3 separate regions of the Homo sapiens genome follow, and regions 2 and 3 are each linked to region 1. The links are chromatin loops, found by intact Hi-C in ENCODE. Cell type or tissue: heart right ventricle. All regions are shown on one strand. Each heading gives the region's core, and the rest is flanking DNA. Links, peaks and the distances in the headings are about the cores only.

Region 1 (7,347 bases), core at 1,165-6,164:
AACATTGATGGCAATGATAACAATGCTGATGATGGTATCTGATGAGAATTATGTGGTTGCTATGGTGATGAGGATGGTAATGGTGTTTGCTATGGTGGTGATGATGGAGATGGTTGCTATGGTGATGACGATGGAGGTGGCGGTTGCTATAGCGATGATGATGCAGATGCTGGTTGCTACAGTGATGATGGGAGTGATGACTGTAGTGATGAGAAGAATGGTGAAGTGTGATGGTGAGGTAATGAGAGGTCATTATGGTGATGATAATGATGGTGGTGGTGGTGATAGTGATGATTGTGTTGCTGATGATGGTGGTGATCCTGATGACAACAATGGTAATGCAAGAATGGCATTGACATTGGTGGTGTTAATAGCGATATCGATGGGAGCTCTTTTTATGGCTGGATATAGAATTGTGAATCACTTCTCCCTGGTCATGGATCACCTTTTCTTCATGAGATGACAGCTAGATTTATAATTCCAGATCTGATCTGTTCAACAGTTCCTGGACTCATATATGCATTTTTATGTCTCATCTCTTCTCATGCAACCACATGTGGAACTCTTCTTCCCTTTAGCATCTGCCCCACACCTGTTCCTCCTGTCATCCTCATCTAAGTAAGTCACAGCACCATTCATCCACGGTGCAAATTCTAGGACATACCCTTGGTTCCTTCCTTTGACATATCTTCCCCATCCACCCCGATTTCCAGCCCTTCAGTAAGCCCAGCCACCTCTACCTTCCAATGCTTTTGATCTGCCTCCTTCCACCCTTTTGTTCCAAGTCACCGTCATCGCCCTCCTGGCTTAATGCAATCATCTCCTAACTGGACAACTCAACTCCCTGGTTTCAGTCTTTTTTATTTTTATTTTTTATTTTTGGAGATAAGGTCTCACTCTGTTGTCTGGGCAGGAGTACAGTGGTGTGATCACGGCTTACCGCAGCCAGCCTCCAACTCCTGGGCTCAAGTGATCCTCCCACCTCAGCCTCCTGAGTAGCTGGAACTACAAACGTGCCACCACACCCAGATAATTTTTTTTTTTTTTTTTTAGAGACAGGGTCTTGCTATGTTGCCCAGGATGGTCTCCTGGCCTTGAGTGATCTTCTCACCTGGATCTGCCAAAATGCTGGGATTATGGGCGTGAGCCACCACACTTAGCCTGGCTTTCACTCTTGCCACCCTACAATCCTTCTCCTCTCAGCAGTCAGAGTGATACTTTACAAATGCAAATCAGACCTTATCATGTTTCTGCCCCAAACTTTCCTACAGTGTTTTATTGCCCTGGACAAAAATCAAAGCTTTTTTTTTTTTCTCTAGGCATGTGCTCTAACCCCCGCCTAGTTGTCTGACCTCCTCTCCTCTCATGCTTCAGTCACACTTTCTGTTTCTCTAATGCCCCAAGCACCTTCCCACCTCGGGGCCTTTGCATCTGCCATTCCCTCTGCCAGAAACACTCAGTTCCTAGATCTGCACAGCCAGTGGCAGCGTAAGAATTCAAACCAGCTGGGTTGGCCTCTCTCAGCACATTGCTTTGCTTTATCTGCCCTATGATATTTATCACCATCTTCATCTTATTTACTTATTAGGTCATTATTAGACCCCCTCCCACAACAAGAGTGTAAGCCTCATAAAAGCAGGACCTATGTCCTTGTTTCCCACTGTGTCCCCAGCATTGAGAACAGTGAATAGTAGATGTTCTACAAATGGCTGTGAATAAATTGATTGGCTCAAGAGACAAATTAGACACATACCTCACTCCAAGTAAGTTAAAAATCAAGCTTATGACCACGTGATCTCCTCAGTGAACACAGATCATCCTTCCTCCTCTGCTCTTGTGCCCTCTACTCCCTCCCCAGTTCACCTCCCAAATCTGATCACAGCTTCTGGTTTGAGTTCCTTGCTCCACCCCTAGAGTAACCATTGCAACACATAAATCTATTTTCTTCTGCTCCTCCACCTTCCCAAGATGCCAAGAGGAAAGAAGCGCAGGGGGAAGAAAGTGGCCCCGGCCCCTGCTGTCATGGAGAAGCAGGAGACCAAGAAAGTGGTGAATCCCCTCTGTTAAGAAAAGGCCTAAGAATTTTGGCACTGGACATCCAGCCCAAAAGTGACCTCAGCCGCTTTGTGAAATGGCCCTGCTATATCAGGTTGCAGCGGCAGAGAGCCATCCTCTATAAGTGGCTGAAAGTGCCCCCTGTGATTAACCAGTTCACCCAGGACCTGGACCACCAGCTACTCAGCTGCCTAAGCTGACCCACAAATACAGACCAGAGACAAAGCAAGAGTAGAAGCAGAGGCTGTTGGCCCAGGCTGAGAAGAAAGCTGACAGCAAAGGGGACATCCTCACTAAGAGACTACCTGTCCTTCAAGCAGGAGTCAACACCGTTACCCCTTGGTGGAGAACAAGAAGGCTCAGCCAGTGATGACTGCATGTGAACAGACGTTTGGTTGCCAGCCTGCTGCTTCCCGCAGAGAAGAGTGTGCATGCTAGGCCGATCACCTCTCAGCAGGTAGCTTGGAGACAATGGGCCTAACCATTTTGAGTAGCACTTGACATGACGAGGATCCCATCGAGCTTGTTGTCTTCCTGCCTGCCCTGCATTGTAAAATGTGGGTCTCTGATTGCATTATCAAGGGGAAGGCAAGACTGGAACGTCCAGTCCACAGGAAGACCTGCACCACTGTTGCCTTCACACAGGTTAACTCAGAAGACAAAGGAGTTTTGATGAAGCTGGTGGAAGCTGTCAGGACTAATTACAACGACAGATATGATGATATCCGTCGTCACTGGGGAGGCAATATCCTGGGTCCCAAATCTATGGCTTGCATTGCCAAGTTGGAAAAGGCAAAGGTTAAAGAACTTGCCACTTAACTGGGTTAAATGTACACTTTCATTTTCTGTACATAAAAATCATTAAAATGATACAAATTCTCCTTCAAAAAGAATTTTCCCTCTTCCCTGCTTAAGACCTATCGATGTCATGCATGCACTGATTTCCACACTGGGGTCGGCAGCTTTTGATGGTTCCTTAGGAATCCAGAGGAGGTGGGGGATGGGCAGAGCAAGTGTGGTTCCTAACTTCACATCCCCCCAACCCCTACTGCCAGAGAAGCCTTACTTGTACCAGGTGTACAGAGAGGCAGTCCCATAACCTTGAGATGAAGGTCAAGGCTTCAAAGCCAGGCGGCCTGCATTCAAAACCTGACTCTGCATCTTTCAAGCTTCATGACCCTGGCCAGGTTACTCGCATTCTTTGATCATTAGTCTCCTCATCTGTAAAGCGAAGCTAATGTTGTACCTGCCTCCTAAGGGTTGTTGGGAGGAATAAATGAGTTCATTCAAATAAGGCGCTCAGGACCATGCCTAGCACACAGTAAGTGCTCGCTAAGTGTTGGCTACTATTGTCAATTACTTTTTTTGATTTTGCTTTTGGTTTTCTTGGTGACAGGGTCTCACTCTGTCACCCAGGCTGGGGTGCAGTGGCGCAATCTCAGCTCACTGCAGCTTTGACCTCCAAGGCTCAAACAATCCTCCCACCTCAGCCTCTGGAGTAGCTGGGACCATAAGTGCATGCCACCACACTCCGCCAACTTTTGTATTTTTGGTCGAGACGCAGTTTCGCTGTGTTGCCAGGCTGGTCTCAAACTCCTGAGCTCCAGCAATCCTTCTGCCTTGGCCTCCCAAAGTGTCGGGATTACAGGTGTGAGTCACTGCACCTGGCCTATTAACTACATTTTCACACAGGAATTTATTTCCACTGATTAAAAGCGGGGAAAAAGTGAAAACCATTGGTTTTCATACTTTACATTGCAATTATTGCTATGCACCTTCTATATTTGGCTGGGAATCTCTTGTGGGGTAAAGACCAGGTTTCATTCAGTGTCTCTGACACCTTGGAGATGCTGCATCTAGCAGGCCTTCAATAAACACCCATCAAGGGAGAAAGGAAGCCAGGCAGTGAATGCGCCCCTGGCCTTAGCATGTCGTGCTCACTTATCTCCAGCAGGTGTCGCCCTTGTCTCTGAAACGGCCGTCTGGGCCCTGCTCACTGCTGTCCAGGCCCACTGACGGTCCGATGAGACCTGAGGACGCCGTGGGACCAGCAGATCCGAGTTGTTCTGCGTCGGGGAGGAAGGAGGCCCTGGGAGAGGTGCGAAAAACCTCACCAGAGCAGGCCACAGGCTGCTTGGAGCCTCCAGGCTTGAGTTCTACTCCCAGCGGGGGACACCAGGAGCGCCCATTTCCTCTCTGAGCCTTGGTTTCCTCCCCTCCAAAGCGGGGGCAATCCTGCTACGACGGGACATCGGGATGTTGTCAGGCCACACCTGACAGTTGATAGGCGTTGGATTTGCGGTTTTGTTTCTTTGTTTTTAAGTTGCACCTCCCAGGGAAGTCCAGGGGCATCTCCAGACTTCCCCAACACACGGATTCTGCCTCTCTGAGGGACGGCGAAATGAAAAACTCAGCAGCCTGGAATTCTGAGAAGGGAGAAACCAGGAGTGAAGAACACATGGAGCTGCGTAGGTTCCTACGGAAGATGCCAGGAGAGCCAGTGGTCCAGGGAGACCACACCTTGGACACACTCTTCTGCGCTGGCATGAGCACATCCGGGTAGGCTGCAGGTCTCTTTTCCTCAGAGGCAGACGCGCTGGAGTTACATGGATAGGGAGATGGAGGTGGCGCTCCTCTGTCACCGCAGTCCCCTCAGCCTCCTTGGCTGTGGCTCAAGCAAGTCCCTTCCCCTCTCTGGGCCTTTCTCTCTGTCAAATGGGGCTGGCCTGAGTCGGGCATTTTCAGGCTTAGCAGTAGAGGCCTGACTCTGCCACACCCAGTGGGGAAGACAGACACGGAGGCAGACAAAGAAAGCCGTTGGAGCCTAGGATGACAGGACAAGGACCTCACTCCCTTGGCCACCCCTCCACTGTGGTGATCCTAAGTGGCTCAAACCATGGGCTAGCTCTCCAAGGCTCTTTTTTTGAGAGGGAGTCTCACTCGGTCACCCAGGCTGGAGTGCAGTAGCGTGATCTCGGCTTACTGCAACCTCCGCCTCCTGAGTTCAAGCAATTCTCCTGCCTCAGCCTCCTGAGTAGCTGGGACTACAGGGATGCGCCACCACACCCGGCTATGGATTTTTTGTATTTTTAGTGGAGATGGGGTTTCTCCATGTTGGTCAGGCTGGTCTCGAACTCCTGACCTGGTGATCCACCCGCCTTGGCCTCCCAAAGTGCTGGGATTATAGGCGTGAGCCACCGCACCCGGACCTACAAGGCTCTTTCTAAGCACAAGTCTTCATGACACTGCAGTCCTCTTCCCGGTTCACCTCAGCTGTCCTCCCACAGGCCTCGCCCCACATCCCTAGGCCTCCAGGGATGTCCTATCTCCCTGACCTCTCCCCACACTCACAGGCCCAGGGAATGTGAGGTTTGGAAGGGGGCCCACGGAGGGGGCTGCCGGCTTCATCTATCACCGGGATGGATGGGGAAACTGGTCCAAGGTCCCATAACTCCCAGGGCAGAGCTAGGTCCTCCCTGACAATCTGCACCCCACCTCTGACCCTCAGACAGAGCCTCTCTCCAGGCCTGCATGAAAGCGGGCCAGATGTTCGTGGGTGCTGGGCTTAGTGTCAGGGCCAGCGGGAGGCTGGCCCGCCCCACAAGGTCGCCGCCCTTGCACTTCCCCTCCCAGCAGCTAATTAGCTCCAGGCCAGGTCCACCAGAGCTCCCAGGATGCTCCTGAGCTGGGACCTCACCCCGCCTGCTGAGGTCACAGCCCCCCCTGCCCGCCCTTGCTTCTCTTCCAGGCTCATCTCTCGCCCCTCAGACACCCTCCTCCTTCGCTCCCCTTTCATTCCACAGAAGAGGGGCAAGAAGCTCCGAGTCGAGATCACACAGCAACACAGAGGCAGAGCCCGGAGGAGACCTGCCCCAGTTCTCAGCCCAGCGCACCCACCCTTCCCACCCGCGGATGGTAACCCGCAGGGTGGGTGACGGTTCTACTCCTGTCTCCACCACCTCCCAGCTGCGTGACCTTGAGAAAATTACTTCCCCTTTGTGACCCTCAGTCTCTTCATCCCTAACAGGGATAATAACAGTCGTTGATGATAGGAATATAATCATCAACAATATTAAATGTCCTCAACACGTGAATATTAAATGAGATAAAATGTATAAGCACCCAGCACCTTACATACATATTGCTAGATCCTTTCTTTTCTCTCTCTATCTCTTTTTTTTTTTTTTTTTTTTGAGACGGAGTCTTGCTCTTGTTGCCCAGGCTGGAGTGCAGTGGCATGACCTCGGCTCACTGCAACTTCTGCCTCTCGGGCTCAAGCAATTCTCCTGCCTCAGCCTCCTGAGTAGCTGGGACTACAGGCACCCGCCACCATGCCTGGCTAATTTTGTGCGTTTTTGGTAGAGACGGGGTTTCACCATGTTGGCCAGGCTGGTTTCGAACTCCTGACCTCAAGTGATCTGCCTACCTTGGTCTCCCAAAGTGCTGGGATTACAGGTCATCCCGGAGCTTTCCTGAGTCCTTGTGGGCTGCCCCTCCTCCCTCTTCTGCATCATAACATTCTCTGGCTGAGCTTTTCCTGCAGGCCTCATCACTTGCTCCCTGTGTCCAGCTCGGGGCCAGACACAGGTGGTGTCCATCTCCCACTCCCATCTCTGCCTGTCCTCACTACATCATGTCCCTCCTGAACCAAACTCCTTCTCCAACTCACTGGCCAAGGAAAATAATAATAATGACCACAACAGCATTTATTATGAAAGCTAACATGTATTGAGGACTGACAATCCAGTCCCTATTCTAAGCACTTTTTTGTATTAGCTCATTTAATCTGTCCCCATTTTACAGATGGGGAAACCGAGGCACAGAAAGATTTAAGCAGTTAGCCCAAGGTCATACAGTTGGGACACAGTAAAGCCAGCCTTCAGCCCCAGCCCAGGCCAGTTCCAGTGCCTGGCCTTTTAGGAAGCCCTTTTGCTATAGGCAGGGGTCCACGTTAGACATAGCTTAGCTCCCCCTTCCTGGACAGCACCACGAGGCAACCCAAAACTCGGGACCCCAGGCAAGGCTGAGCATTGCACAACCCCAGCAGGTACCATTTCATGGAAGGCAACACAAGGAGCGCCCCCAGGAGTTGTACCACCCATTGGCCTAGCCCGGGGTGAGCGTTGAGGGTCCTCCTGCCCTGCCCAGACTTCTGCCGGCTTCTCCTGTCCTCACTGGAATTCTGCCATCTCGCAGCTGCCTTGGGAATTAGCTGTGCCCAATCGGCTTGCAGGCTATTTAGTTACCTTCCTACATACCCACCAGGCCTGGCCTCTGAACGGGACAGCAAGG
Region 2 (7,347 bases), core at 1,241-6,240, 100 kb after region 1:
CAATGGGGTTTTCTAAATATACAGTCATGTCATCTGCAAACAGAGACAATTTGACTTCCTCTCTTCCTATTTGAATACCCTTTATTTCTTTCTCTTGCCTGATTGCCAGAACTTCCAATACTGTGTTGAATGGGAGTGATGAGAAAGAGCATCCTTGTCTTGTGCTGGTTTTCAAAGGGAATGCTTCCAGCTTTTGCCCATTCAGTATGATATTGGCTGTGGGTTTGTCATAAATAGCTCTATTATTTTGAGATATGTTCCATCAATACCTAGTTTATTGAGAGTTTTTAGCATGAAGTGGTGTTGAATTTTATTGAAGGCCTTTTCTGCATCTATTGAGATAATCATGTGGTTTTTGTCATTGGTTCTGTTTGGATTACGTTTATTGATTTGCTTATGTTGAACCAGCCTTGCATCTGAGGGATGAAGCTGACTTGATCATGGTAGATAAGCTTTTTGATGTGCTGCTGGATTCGGTTTACCAGTATTTTATTGAGGAATTTTTGCATCGATGTTCATCAGGGATATTGGCTGAAATATTCTTTTTTTGTTGTGCCTCTGCCAGGTTTTGGTATCAGGATGATCCTGGCCTCATAAAATGAGTTAGGGAGGAGTCCCTCATTTTCTATTGTTTGGAATAAATTCAGAAGGAATGGTACCAGCTCCTCTTTGTACCTCTGGTAGAATTTGGCTGTGAATCCATCTGGTTATGAGCTTTTTTTGGTTGGTAGGCTATTAATTACTGCCTCCATTTCAGAACTTGTTATTGGTCTATTCAGGGATTCTACTTCTTTATGGTTTAGTCTTGGGAGGGTGTATGTGTCCAGGAATTTATCCATTTCTTCTAGATTTTCTAGTTTATTTGTGTAGAGGTGTTTATAGTATTCTCTGATGGTGGTAGTTTGTATTTCTATGGGATCAATGGTGATATCCCCTTTATCATTTTTTATTGCATCTATTCGATTCTTCTCTCTTTTCTTCTTTATTAGTCTGGCTAGTGGTCTATCTATTCTGTTGATCTTTTCAAAAAACCAGCTACTGGATTCATCGATTTTTTGAAGGGTTTTTTGTGTCTCTATCTCCTTCAGTTCTGCTCTGATCTGAGTTATTTCTAGTCTTCTGCTAGCTTTTGAATTTGTTTGTTCTTGCTTCTCTAGTTCTTTTAATTGAGATGTTAGGGTGTCAATTTTAGATCTTTCCTGCTTTCTCCTGTGGGCATTTAGTACTATAAATTTCCCTCTAAGCACTGCTTTAGCTGTGTCCCAGGGATTCTGGTATGTTGTGTCTTTGTTCTCATTGGATTCAAAGAACATTTTTATTTCTGCCTTAATTTCGTTATGTACCCAGTAGTCATTCAGAAGCAGGTTGTTCAGTTTCCATGTAGTTGTGTGGTTTTGAGTGAGTTTCTTAATCCTGAGTTCTAATTTGATTGCACGGGGTCTGATAGACTATTATTTCCATTCTTTTCCATTAGCTGAGGAGTGTTTTACTTCCAATTATGTGGTCAATTTTGGAATAAGTGTGATGAGAAGAATGTATATTCTGTTGATTTGGGGTGAAGAGTTCTGTAGATGTCTAATAGGTCCACTTGGTCCAGAGCTGAGTTCACGTCCTGAATATCCTTTTTAATTTTCTGTCTCATTGATCTGTCTAATATGGACAGTGGGGTGTTAAAGTCTCTCACTATTATTGTGTGGGGGTTTAATTCTCTTTGTAGGTCTCTAAGAACTTGCTTTATGAATCTGGGTGCTCCTGTATTGGGTGCATATATATTTAGGGTAGTTAGCTCTTCTTGTTGCATTGATCCCTTTACCATTATGTAATGCCCTTTTTTGTCTTTTTTGATTTTTGTTGGTTTAAAGTCTGTTTTATGAGAGACTAGGATTGCAACCCCTGCTTTTTTTTTGCTTTCCATTTGCTTGGTAAATATTCCTCCATCCTTTTATTTTGAGCCTATGTGTGTCTTTGCACATGAGATGGGTCTCCTGAATACAGCACACTGATTGGTCTTGACTCTTTATCCAATTTGCCAGTCTGTCTTTTAATTGGGGCATTTATCCTGTTTACATTTAAGGTGAATATTGTTATGTGTGAATTTGATCCTGCCATTATGATGCTAGCTGGTTATTTTGCTCATTAGTTGATACAGTTTCTTTATAGTGTCAATGGTCTTTACAATTTGGTATGTTTTTGCAGTGGTTGGTACCGGTTGTTCCTTTCCATGTATAGTGCTTCCTACAGGAGCTCTAGTAAGGCAGGCCTGGTGGTGACAAAATCTCTCAGTATTTGCTTGTCTGTAAACGATTTTATTTCTTCTTCACTTATGAAGCTTAGTTTGGCAGGATATGAAATTCTGGGTTGAAAAATCTTTAAGAATATTGAATATTGGCCCCCACTCTCCTCTGGCTTGTAGGGTTTCTGCAGAGAGATCCGCTCTTAGTCTGATGGGCTTCCCTTTGTGGGTAACCCGACCTTTCTCTCTGGCTGCCCTTAACATTTTTTCCTTCATTTCAACCTCAGTGAATCTGATGATTATGTGTCTTGGGGTTGCTCTTCTCAAGGAGTATCTTTGTGGCATTCTCTGTATTTCCTGAATTTGAATATTGTCCTGTCTTGCTAGGTGGGGAAGTTCTCCTGGATAATATTCTGAAGAGTGTTTTCCAATTTGGTTCCATTCTCCCCGTCACTTTCAGGTACACCAGTCAAACATAGGTTTGGTCTTTTCACATAGTCCCAATTTCTTGGAGGCTTTGTTTATTCCTTTTCACTCTTTTTTCTCTAATCTTGTCTGCATGCTTTATTTCATTAAGTTGATCTTCAGTCTCTGATATCCTTTGTTCCACTTGATCGATTCAGCTATTGATACTTGTGTATGCTTCACAAAGTTCTCGTGCTGTGTTTTTCAGCTCCATCGCGTCATTTATGTTGTTCTCTAAACTGGTTATTCTAGTTAGCAATTCATCTAACCTTTTTTCAAGGTTCTTAGCTTCCTTGCATTGGGTTAGAACATGCTCCTTTAGCTCCGATTAGTTTGTTATTACCCACCTTCTGAAGCCTACTTCTGTCAATTTGTCAAACTCATTCTCTGTCCAGTTTTGTTCCCTTGCTGTCGAGGAGTCGTGATCTTTGGAGAAGAGGCATTCTGGTTTTTGGAGTTTTCAGCCTTTTTGTGCTGGTTTTTCCTCATCTTCATGGATTTATCTACCTTTGGTCTTTGATGCTGGTGACCTTTGGATGGAGTTTCTGAGTGGATGTCCTTTTTGTTGATATTGATGCTATTCCTTTCTGTTTGTTAGTTTTCCTTCTAACAGTCAGGCCCCTCTGCTGCAGGTCTGCTGGAATTTGCTGGAGGTCCACTCCATACCCTGTTTGCCTGATTATCACTAGTGGAGGCTGCAAAACAGCAGAGATTGCTGCCTGTTCCTTCCTCTGGAAGCTTCGTCCCAGAGGGGCACCCACCAGATGCCAGCTGGAGCTCTCCTGTATGAGGTGCCTGTTGACCTCTGCTGGGAGATGTCTCCCAGTCAGGAGGTATGGGGGTCAGTGACCCACTTAGGAGGCAGTCTGTCCCTTAGCAGAGCTTGAGCACTGTGCTAGGAGATCTGCTGCTCTCTTCAGAGTCAGCAGGCAGGAATGTTTAAGTCTGTTGAATCTCTGTCTTATTTTATTTTTGAGACAGAGTCTCACTCTGTCACCCAGGCTGGAGTGCAGTGTTGCAATCTCAGCTTACTGCAGCCTCTGCTGCCCAGATTCAAGCGATTCTCATGCCTCAGCCTCCCAGGTAGCTGGGATTACAGGTGCACACCACCATGCCCAGCCAATTTTTGTATTTTTAGTAGAAATGGGGTTTCACCACACTCGTCAGGCAGGTCTCGAACTCCTGGCCTCAAGTGATCTGCTTGCCTCGGCCTCCCAAAGTGCTAGGATTACAGGTGTGAGCCACTGCACCAGGCCATAGTGTTAGGATTTAAACCCAGATGCCCAGCTCAGACCCAGAAACTACCAACCACCCTTCCCTGCTATCAGGCAATTGGTCCACTGTGAAGTGGAAACCACTTCTTGCTGTGGGCTAGTAGCTATTTTCAAATCCTTATTATGTGGTTCCCACTTCTCCTACCCACACCCAGAGCAGGGAACATTAGCAATGGCAGGAAGGAAACCATCTCCATTCAGGAGGTGGGGAGAGCCTGCCAGATTCTGATGGCTGCTGGACATTAGCAACTTGGCCACAGTCACTTTTCCTGAAATGTTCGATTGTTTTCAGAAATGGCAAGGTCTTGGCAGCTGAGCACACAGAGGAGGTGGGGTCAGGTGTCTTGCAATTCCAGGGCCAGAATCCCCTCACAGACTCCTTCTCCAGTAGGGGCAGAGGTGGACTGTCTGGGGAGAAGCCCTTAGCTAAGGAGCTGCAGTGTGTCATGAAACCTTCTAGCAATGGGGAGTGATTAGCATCTTCCTTTTGAAGAGAGCTGTGCTCAGAGAGGTCTTGTTTGTTGCTTAAAAATCACAATAATTAAATGGGAGAGTTGGGACTTGTGCTAGAGTTCATTCGACTAAATCTGATGGTCTTTCCAAGTATGCACAGGACCTTTCAAGGGGCAGGTGATGAAACTGGGGCCTCCTGCTACCATGGCAGTTCTCAAGGTCATCCCTTGTACAGGAAAACACCCCTGGATAATGCGGCACCCCGTGAGATGTGGAATCTTCCAAGAGAGAGCTGGTACATCAATAGCACTATTTGTAATAATATTAAAATAACAGTATTTGTACCCATCATTTATTGAGTGCACACCATGTACTAGGCACTATTCTAAGCACTTTACACTTATGAACTAACGTACTCCTCAAACAGCCTTATGAGCAAGGTGCTATTATTATCCCCATGTTAGAGATGAAGCAATGGAGGTTTGGAGAGTTTAAGCAACTTGCCCAAGGTCACACAGGTGGAATTTAGGGAAGAAGTAGGCAATCTGTGTATTTATTTTCTCAAGCACTTTGATGAGGGCTTTCTCTGGATTCTGTTCCCTCAGCCGTTTATTCACTCATGCATTCATTTCCCCAACATTCATAGGAGGTTACTATGTGCCATGCCCTGTGTGTAACACCAGGGCTCAACAAGGGACCAAGAGGTAACCCAGCCCTTGAGGGCAGTTCTGGTGCTGGTGGCAGACTCTGAGTTGTCCCCTCTTCTCCATTCCTCCCTTTTCCTGTAGGGATATTGTTGTAACCAGAAACAAGACTACATTGTTCCCAGCCTCCTTTCAACTAAACCTGACCACATGACAAAGTTCTGGCCAACAGGACACAAGCAAAGGTGAAAAGTTCCCTTCTGAGTCTTCCCTTTCAAAGGGCTGGGCCTGTGTGTCCTCACTGTCTGCCCTCCTTCCACCACTGTGTCTGGGAGGTGACTAGAATCAGAAGAGCCACCATGGGGCCACTACTGGGAGTCACGTGTTGAGGATGGCAAAGCTGTCTCACCAGCCCTGGACTGTTAACATGAGAGAGTAATGAAGTTCCAGGTTGTTTAAGCCACTGTATCTAGGGTTCTCTTTATTACAGCAACTAGACTGTACTCTCAGTATGCCACCACTGAAAGGAGCCAACAAGAACCCTGGCTCACAAAATATGTAAGAAAGAAGAGGCCGGGTGCTTTGGCTTACACCTGTAATCCCAGCACTTTCAGAGGCCGAGGCAGGTTGATAGCTTGAGGTCAGGAATTTGAGACCAGCCTGGCCAACATGATAAAACCCCATCTCTACCAAAAAATACAAAAATTAGCCAGGCATGGTGGTGCACACTTGTAGTCCCAGCTAGTGTAGAGGCTGAGGCTGGAGAATTGGTTAAACCCAGGAGGAGGAGGTTGCAATGAGCTGAGATCACGCCACTGCACTCCAGCCGGGGTAACAGAGTGAGACCATCTCAAAATCAAAAAGAAGACAGGTGTATACAAATTCAGGTTTACAGTCTTGACCTCCAGATTTCCCCAGCAGAAGTGGGAAGGGGAGTACATTGGCAGTCAACACAAAGAAGAAGATACTGGCTGGGCACGGTGGCTCACACCTGTAATCCCAGCACTTTGGGAGGCTGAGGTGGGTGGATCATGAGGTCAGGAGATCGAGAGCATCCTGGCCAACATGGTGAAACCCTGTCTCTACTAAAAATACAAAAAATTAGCTGGGCATGGTGGTGCATGCCTGTAGTCCCAGCTACTCCGGAGGCTGAGGCAGGGGAATCAGTTGAACCCAGGAGGCGGAGATTGCAGTGAGCTGAGATCGCGCCACTGCACTCCAGCCTGGAGACAGAGCAAGACTCCATCTCAAAAAAATAAAAATGAAAAAAAGAAGACCCTGAAAGAACAGATATACATACACATTGAGCGCTTGTTCTGTGCTGGGCACTGCACAAAACATCATACACATCGCTTCCCATTTAATCTCAGCAGCCCCATGAATGGGCACCATGATTATCCCACCTGACAGATGACCAGGAGCTGGTCCTCAACTTGGCTTCACCCCTTATCCCCAGGAGATGTCGTGGATCTGGCTGCTGGCCAGCAGTACAAATAGCCACCTGCCTTTGGAACACCTGTTTACTTAGGCAGGATCCATCTGCTCTTTCATAAAGAACTCTGTAGGGTCGTTCACAACCAATGACTTGAACAAGAGAAACCAACCTCCGTGCTTATTGACTCATTGATTCATTCGCCAATTATTCCCAAGTGCATACTTTATTTCCACTACTGTATAAGGCATTGAGAATTTAATGGTGACAGCAAACAGATGTGGTCCTTGCCTTCTGAAACTCACAGTCTAATGGAAGAGACAGAAGTTAATGAAGTAAGCACACACACAAATGTAGAAAGACTCTTGTGATAACTGCTTCAAAAAACAGAAATTTAATGTCGAGGGGAGAATAAAGGAAACATTTGGCTTAGTCCCAGAAGTCTTTCCTGGGGAAGCAAAGACCTAGCTGAGAACTGAAGAAAGGATGGGTGTCAATTAGTCTCTAAAAAGAAGGAGTGATGGAGCCCAACAGCTCGGCATATGCACAAACAGTGAGACTGGGTTGGGGAGTAGTGGAAGGTATACCAGAATGGAGAGACCTGGATGGGTAGAGGGAGGTGAGTGTGTTCAGGAAGCAGCTGGAGAGCTGGGAGAGGCCAGGCCATGCAGGGATTCCCAAGCCATACAACAATTGCAGGTCTTATCATTAGGACAACAAGGAGTCGCTGAGGGGTTTAAACACAGTGGGTGGTATGATCCAATTTGTGTTTCCAGAATAACCTTCTGGCATCCAGGCAGTGAATGAATCTAGGATACAAGACTACATAAAGGGAGGCCCTTGGAG
Region 3 (5,000 bases), core at 1-5,000, 430 kb after region 1:
TAACCTGCAGGCTAAAAACTTCTCCAGCTGCCGGTCTACTCTGTAAAATGTAATAACTATCCTTAGTACCAACATACGGTCTTATTTTTCCTGATTATCATGCAGCACTGAAACCATCCAACATGAACTTGGGCAGGTTCCATGACCATGATGGCAAGCAGACTCTATGGGCCCCATGGCCTATGTGCAGAGAAGCAGACATGGATGCAATATTCAGGCACCAGGCAGTCCAGGTAAGCCAGGGTCGTGGGTGATTAGGCTATTACACTCACAGCCCCAGAGGAGAAGTGGGTGTGTATGTGCAGAGAAAGGAAGCAGTTGTATATCACATCAACCTTTACTGTTATTCTGTCCCCGGGGCCCCAAACTTGTTATTCTGTTCCAGGGGGGTTAAGGTGAATGTTCAGCACTGGCAGTAGGAAAGCAGCAATCAGAAGCATGCCTTACGCTGAAGATCATCCACATGCAGTCTGTTTGTCATCTCAAAAAGAGCCACGACTGCAATTAGTCAAACTGGCCTCATGCCAGCCCTGCTACTGGCATGCACTCTAAGGCACTGTATCTTCTTCTGCCAAGGTCTCCATTACATTATAATGGAGAAAATATTGTAAGCATCCCTTGCTTTACAGAACACATGGTTTACATTGACTGAAAAGTGAATTTCTGAACAGCACATTCTGTTTTCCCATTATGTATCCCCAAATCAGAGATTAGTTCCAAAGCTGCAAGAGACTGAAAAGAAAACCTGCAGCTAAAGAAGTATTAATATGATGATCTGACTCAGGTCAGGCCAAGTATTATAATCACTGGAGGCGCTCTCCAGCATTTTTAGCACTTTGCAGGGCTGCCTGATTCTGGGACGTCTCCTCTGACACTGAGCCTTCCTCTCCACGGCCTTGTATTCTCCACCCTCCCTAACCCAGTGTTCTGCATGTTTTCTCACAGTTCTCCTCCTGCTATCTAAGTATTCGCAGTGCCTAAACACAGTGAGGCTGCAAGTTTGTCCTTTGCTTTCCTTTAAACCATGCATGGAATCAGGCCTGCAAATTCCTCAAATATAAAGCTTCAGGTTTTGCACAAAACAAAACCCAAAAAAGCAGACCGATTCTATCGGTCATCCTTATTTGTTCACTGAGTCAAACAAACTGTAAAACAATATTTGTGAGACAGGTAAACATGAGCAAAGGCTAGATATTTAGTGACTATTTGGTGATATGGAAAAATTATTGTTAATTTTCTTAGGTATGATAATAGTATTATAGTTAGTTACATTTTTTGAAAAGGCTGTATCATGCAGAGATTCACACAATATTTACAGATGCAAGGATCTGATGTCTGGCATTTGTTTCTAGATAATCTAGCGGAGGTGGAGGTAGATGAGAGTAAGGATGAAACAAGACGGGCCTCAAGATAATGATCGAAGCTGGACAGAGGATATGTGGTGTTCACTGTACTAGTCTCGCTTCTTTATATAGGTGTGAAATTTTCCATAACAAGTTTAAGTAAATAAATAAACACCCACATAAAAGTAGAAATGTGTGAGAGATATTTGCAAAGAAAGGATAAGAAATCCAAGGTAGTAACGGTATTACAGAACACATCTGAGAAAACTAACATCAGTTAAGTCATTAAAAGATGTATAAGTCATGAAATATGCTCCTACTCAAGTTAAAATAAAATTGGTTTGTATGTGTGCTTGTGTCTAAATCCATAGAAAAAAGACTAGAAAAACACATCATATTTTAATATAAGTATCTTTCAGGAAGGGAGTGAAAACAGAGGAGGGAATCAAAGCAGGTTTTTACGTTTTACTCTTTATACACTTGCATGCTGTTCGACCCTTGCACAAAGTATATATGTATCATGTGTATGGATTTTTTTTTAATTGAAAGAGAAATAAAAACATTTAAGCAGCATTAAAAAAAATTCACTGAGCAGACATTTCCCTTCAGTCCAGGTCCTTGTACTGTATTTCCTTAAGTAAAATAATTTTTAAGTAATCACACCTATGCTTTTGAACTTTAGGAGATCTTAAAGCAGTCTAATCTAGCCCATCTGTTTTCTAATTTCCAAACAATCTGACATGCAGCTCCTGTAAAACCATTCTGCATTCACAGTTCTTGCCTCCTTTGAATCCAGGAGCAAGGATGAAGGATAAGAAAAATTAACAAACAAATCTACTATTCCTTACCCCAACAAGAAGGCCACCTAAGTTTCAAAATGAAATTTCCCACATGCAAAGATAAAGGACTAGATGGTGATTCATTACCTGCTATAGGATTGGCTATAATCACTTACAAAAATACATGCATAGGAAAAACTATTTAACCTTCCTGATCCTAACACCTAAACACTGGCATGTACTCACACTTTCTCCTGTCTACTTGACACCTTCCTGCAGACAAATGAAATCGCATTTAACATGTGCACTTGATAAAAATAAAATCCAACTCCCATGCAGATGCATATACCAAAATGTCAGCAAAAAGTGAAATGACCCAAACAGAAAGAAGCCCTTCTGAAAAAAAATCCAGAACTGGAGATGGAGACTCTGCATTCCTAACAGCTCTTTTCCTTCCCTTCTCTGTTCTCCAAAGTTATTTCACTTCCCCAGAACAACCAAATCCATAAAACAGTAGCCCACTCAGGAACAGGCACACCTTCTCTGGGGCTGAGAGCCAAATCCGGAATTACCCTGTGTTCAGCCACTTCCTACAGCATTTGTGCACCCGGACTGCCCTCTATCGTCCAAAACGGTCTCTACACCAAAGCTGAAGGGTGGTCCTGGAGTGTTTGTCTTGTGTAGTTATAATTATATTTCCAGACAGAAACTCAAAACTGACTTTAGATAATCACTTAATGCAAAGAAGGTTTAGATTTAATCTTCTGGGGAAAAGGAATACTAAGTGTCGATTTTCATAAATGATAATGTTAGCCTCTAACAAGTTGAGAACTAGCCTCAGGCTGTTCTCAGGCTAATACCTCAGGCTGTTACCTTTTCAGTTAACAATGAGTTTAAGAGTTAAACACCAACTGTAATAAGACTGGTGATAAACAAGTTTAGGTGAACTGTTAACAATTCTATACCTTGAGCATTGCCCGCGACGCTTATATATTGCGCCCCAACTTTCTACTTTCCTCAAAGCCTTGAACCCAGCACTAAGAGAGGTCCCTTAAGTAGCACCTCATACCAGAGCTTTCCAAGAAAGCTCATACCAAAATCTTTCAGTCAGTGATGAAAGGGCAGATAAATACAGTGAGTGAACTCAAAGTCACTCTCAGGCAGTCATGGCCACCCCATACCACATCTGCCTATTTGGAAGGTTTTTCTGGAAGGAACGAAAGGCAAGAGGGGCGAATAATGAAGGCAGGCAGGCAGGGAGGGAGGGAGGAACGGACAGAAAGAACCCTACTGATTGAAACAACAGAAAGTAAATGAGAATCAGCGTGCCCCCATTACCCTCTACATTATAGGCTTTGGGTATCGCTTTTACATATCCACGCTACCTTCTCTCAGTAAGCTGTGCATCTACTTGTGGCAAATGCTCCCGAATTCAGAGAGAGCTAGCACAAGCCTGTCACACTTTTGGGGGCTGGATGTGTTACACTCAGAAGTGCACAATCCAGAGTGGGAAAACAGTTTTAGAGGCTATGCCAGGACATAAGCCCTAACTGGTTTTCCATAAAAGATTTAAGCACTTCTAAATCTTCAGGAGGAAAATACTTATGACAATTTTCTAGTTTAATAAACAATTCTGATTACAAAGTATGTGGTAGATTTAGGAATATAATTTCACATGAACAAAATGATCTTGAACCCATCATAAGGACAGCCCCAAATATGCCTCCTACCTGTCTCTGGGGACATCCAGGGCTGTGTTATAATCTGGGGGACCTCCAGGCAACATGTTGAACAACAGGTGATTCGTACCTCGATCCCACCTGTCAAGAAATTTAAAATGTAGGAGAATTAATGTGTCAACTATGAAAAGACAAGAGTCAGTTACTAGACAACAACTATCAAGGATCCCCAAGCCCAAATAGGGCCGCTTCTCAGGTATGCAAAGCAAACTCCTGGAAATCCCAACAGCACATCAGACACAAGTCTGGCTCCATGACAGGGAAAAATGAACGCACGTGTACTTCAAGCTTGTCCCATACAGACCTGCTTCTAATAATGAAAAGTTGAAAACTACCCAAATGTTCACCATTTGGTTAAAGAAACACAAAATACATTAGAGAAGCCTGGTTAAATATATGGTAGAACATCTGCAAAATGGAATACTATGCAACCCTTAAAGTTATATAGTAAAAGAACATAAAATTATGTCATAATTTGGAAATATATTCATGATATATTAAGGGAAAAAGCAAAAGAGTATGTACTGTGTGATCCCATTTGGAACAAAACATTTATATACAGATGTGTATGTGTATTTTTAGTAACATCAAAATATTAATAATGTTTATCTCTTAGAGGAAGGATTTCAGAATGAATCTTAGATTCTTCTTTTTGCTTACCTGTATTTTCAGATTTCTTACAGTGAATGTGTATTATGTAAGTGCTACGAGGAGGTGGTAGCATATTTAGATTTAAAAGGAAGAATAAATGAAGAAGAGCCACGCTTAGTTTGGAAACTCTAAGAGGCTGGGAACCCACAGCAGTAGTGCCGGAGATGGCAGACTACTCTTCACGGGCACACAGGCAGATGCTGCCACACAGGCCTCATGCTGCAAGTCAGTCCCTCCAACACACCCCGTCCTGCAAGAAGACAGCATCGGGAAACCAACTCAAGAGCAGAAGCATTCCCATCCTTCCCTTCCCTTTAGTTCCCTGAGGGCCACTCAAGTATCTCCTGGGGGCTGGGCTGTATGAGTGTGAGATACCTAGAGAGCTGGGCCATCGCTTGTGCTGTCTCCTTGATGCGCAGTGTGTTCTGGTTAAGCACATCGATGGAGGGAACAAACAGACAGGCCCGGTTGATGTCATCAGTGTAGTA

Evidence for each region. Hi-C counts contacts between places; a loop is a spot of excess contacts. Peaks named below come from ENCODE experiments on the same cell type or tissue, not always from the same donor. Only the 100,000 strongest peaks of a DNase experiment are listed, where the experiment ranks them.
Region 2: a loop joins it to region 1, with 2.1 times the contacts of the local background. A loop is called at or near these places in 2 of 110 quality-filtered maps.
Region 3: a loop joins it to region 1, with 19 times the contacts of the local background. A loop is called at or near these places in 56 of 110 quality-filtered maps.

What each region holds. Positions count from the first base shown.
Region 1 is chr11:44,535,315-44,542,661 of GRCh38, reverse strand. It overlaps the pseudogene RPL7AP79. Among named protein-coding and RNA genes, the nearest start is that of CD82, 27 kb to the left of the region's middle. RefSeq lists enhancers at 2,261-2,867, 6,716-7,238, 7,239-7,347 and a silencer at 3,978-4,037. In heart right ventricle, for the core only: a CTCF peak has its summit at 3,999 (motif pointing right); DNase peaks (open chromatin) are centred at 4,031 and 4,265; H3K4me3 peaks cover 374 bases.
Region 2 is chr11:44,434,198-44,441,544 of GRCh38, reverse strand. No RefSeq gene overlaps it. Among named protein-coding and RNA genes, the nearest start is that of ALX4, 130 kb to the right of the region's middle. In heart right ventricle, for the core only: a CTCF peak has its summit at 4,360; a DNase peak (open chromatin) is centred at 4,164; H3K27ac peaks cover 1,727 bases.
Region 3 is chr11:44,108,136-44,113,135 of GRCh38, reverse strand. It overlaps EXT2 (exostosin glycosyltransferase 2), which reads right to left. Exons shown (of 14, transcript NM_207122.2): 2 at 4,888-5,000; 3 at 3,853-3,942. Among named protein-coding and RNA genes, the nearest start is that of EXT2, 15 kb to the right of the region's middle. RefSeq lists an enhancer at 2,610-2,689. In heart right ventricle, for the core only: a CTCF peak has its summit at 2,745 (motif pointing left); DNase peaks (open chromatin) are centred at 476 and 2,715; H3K27ac peaks cover 1,193 bases.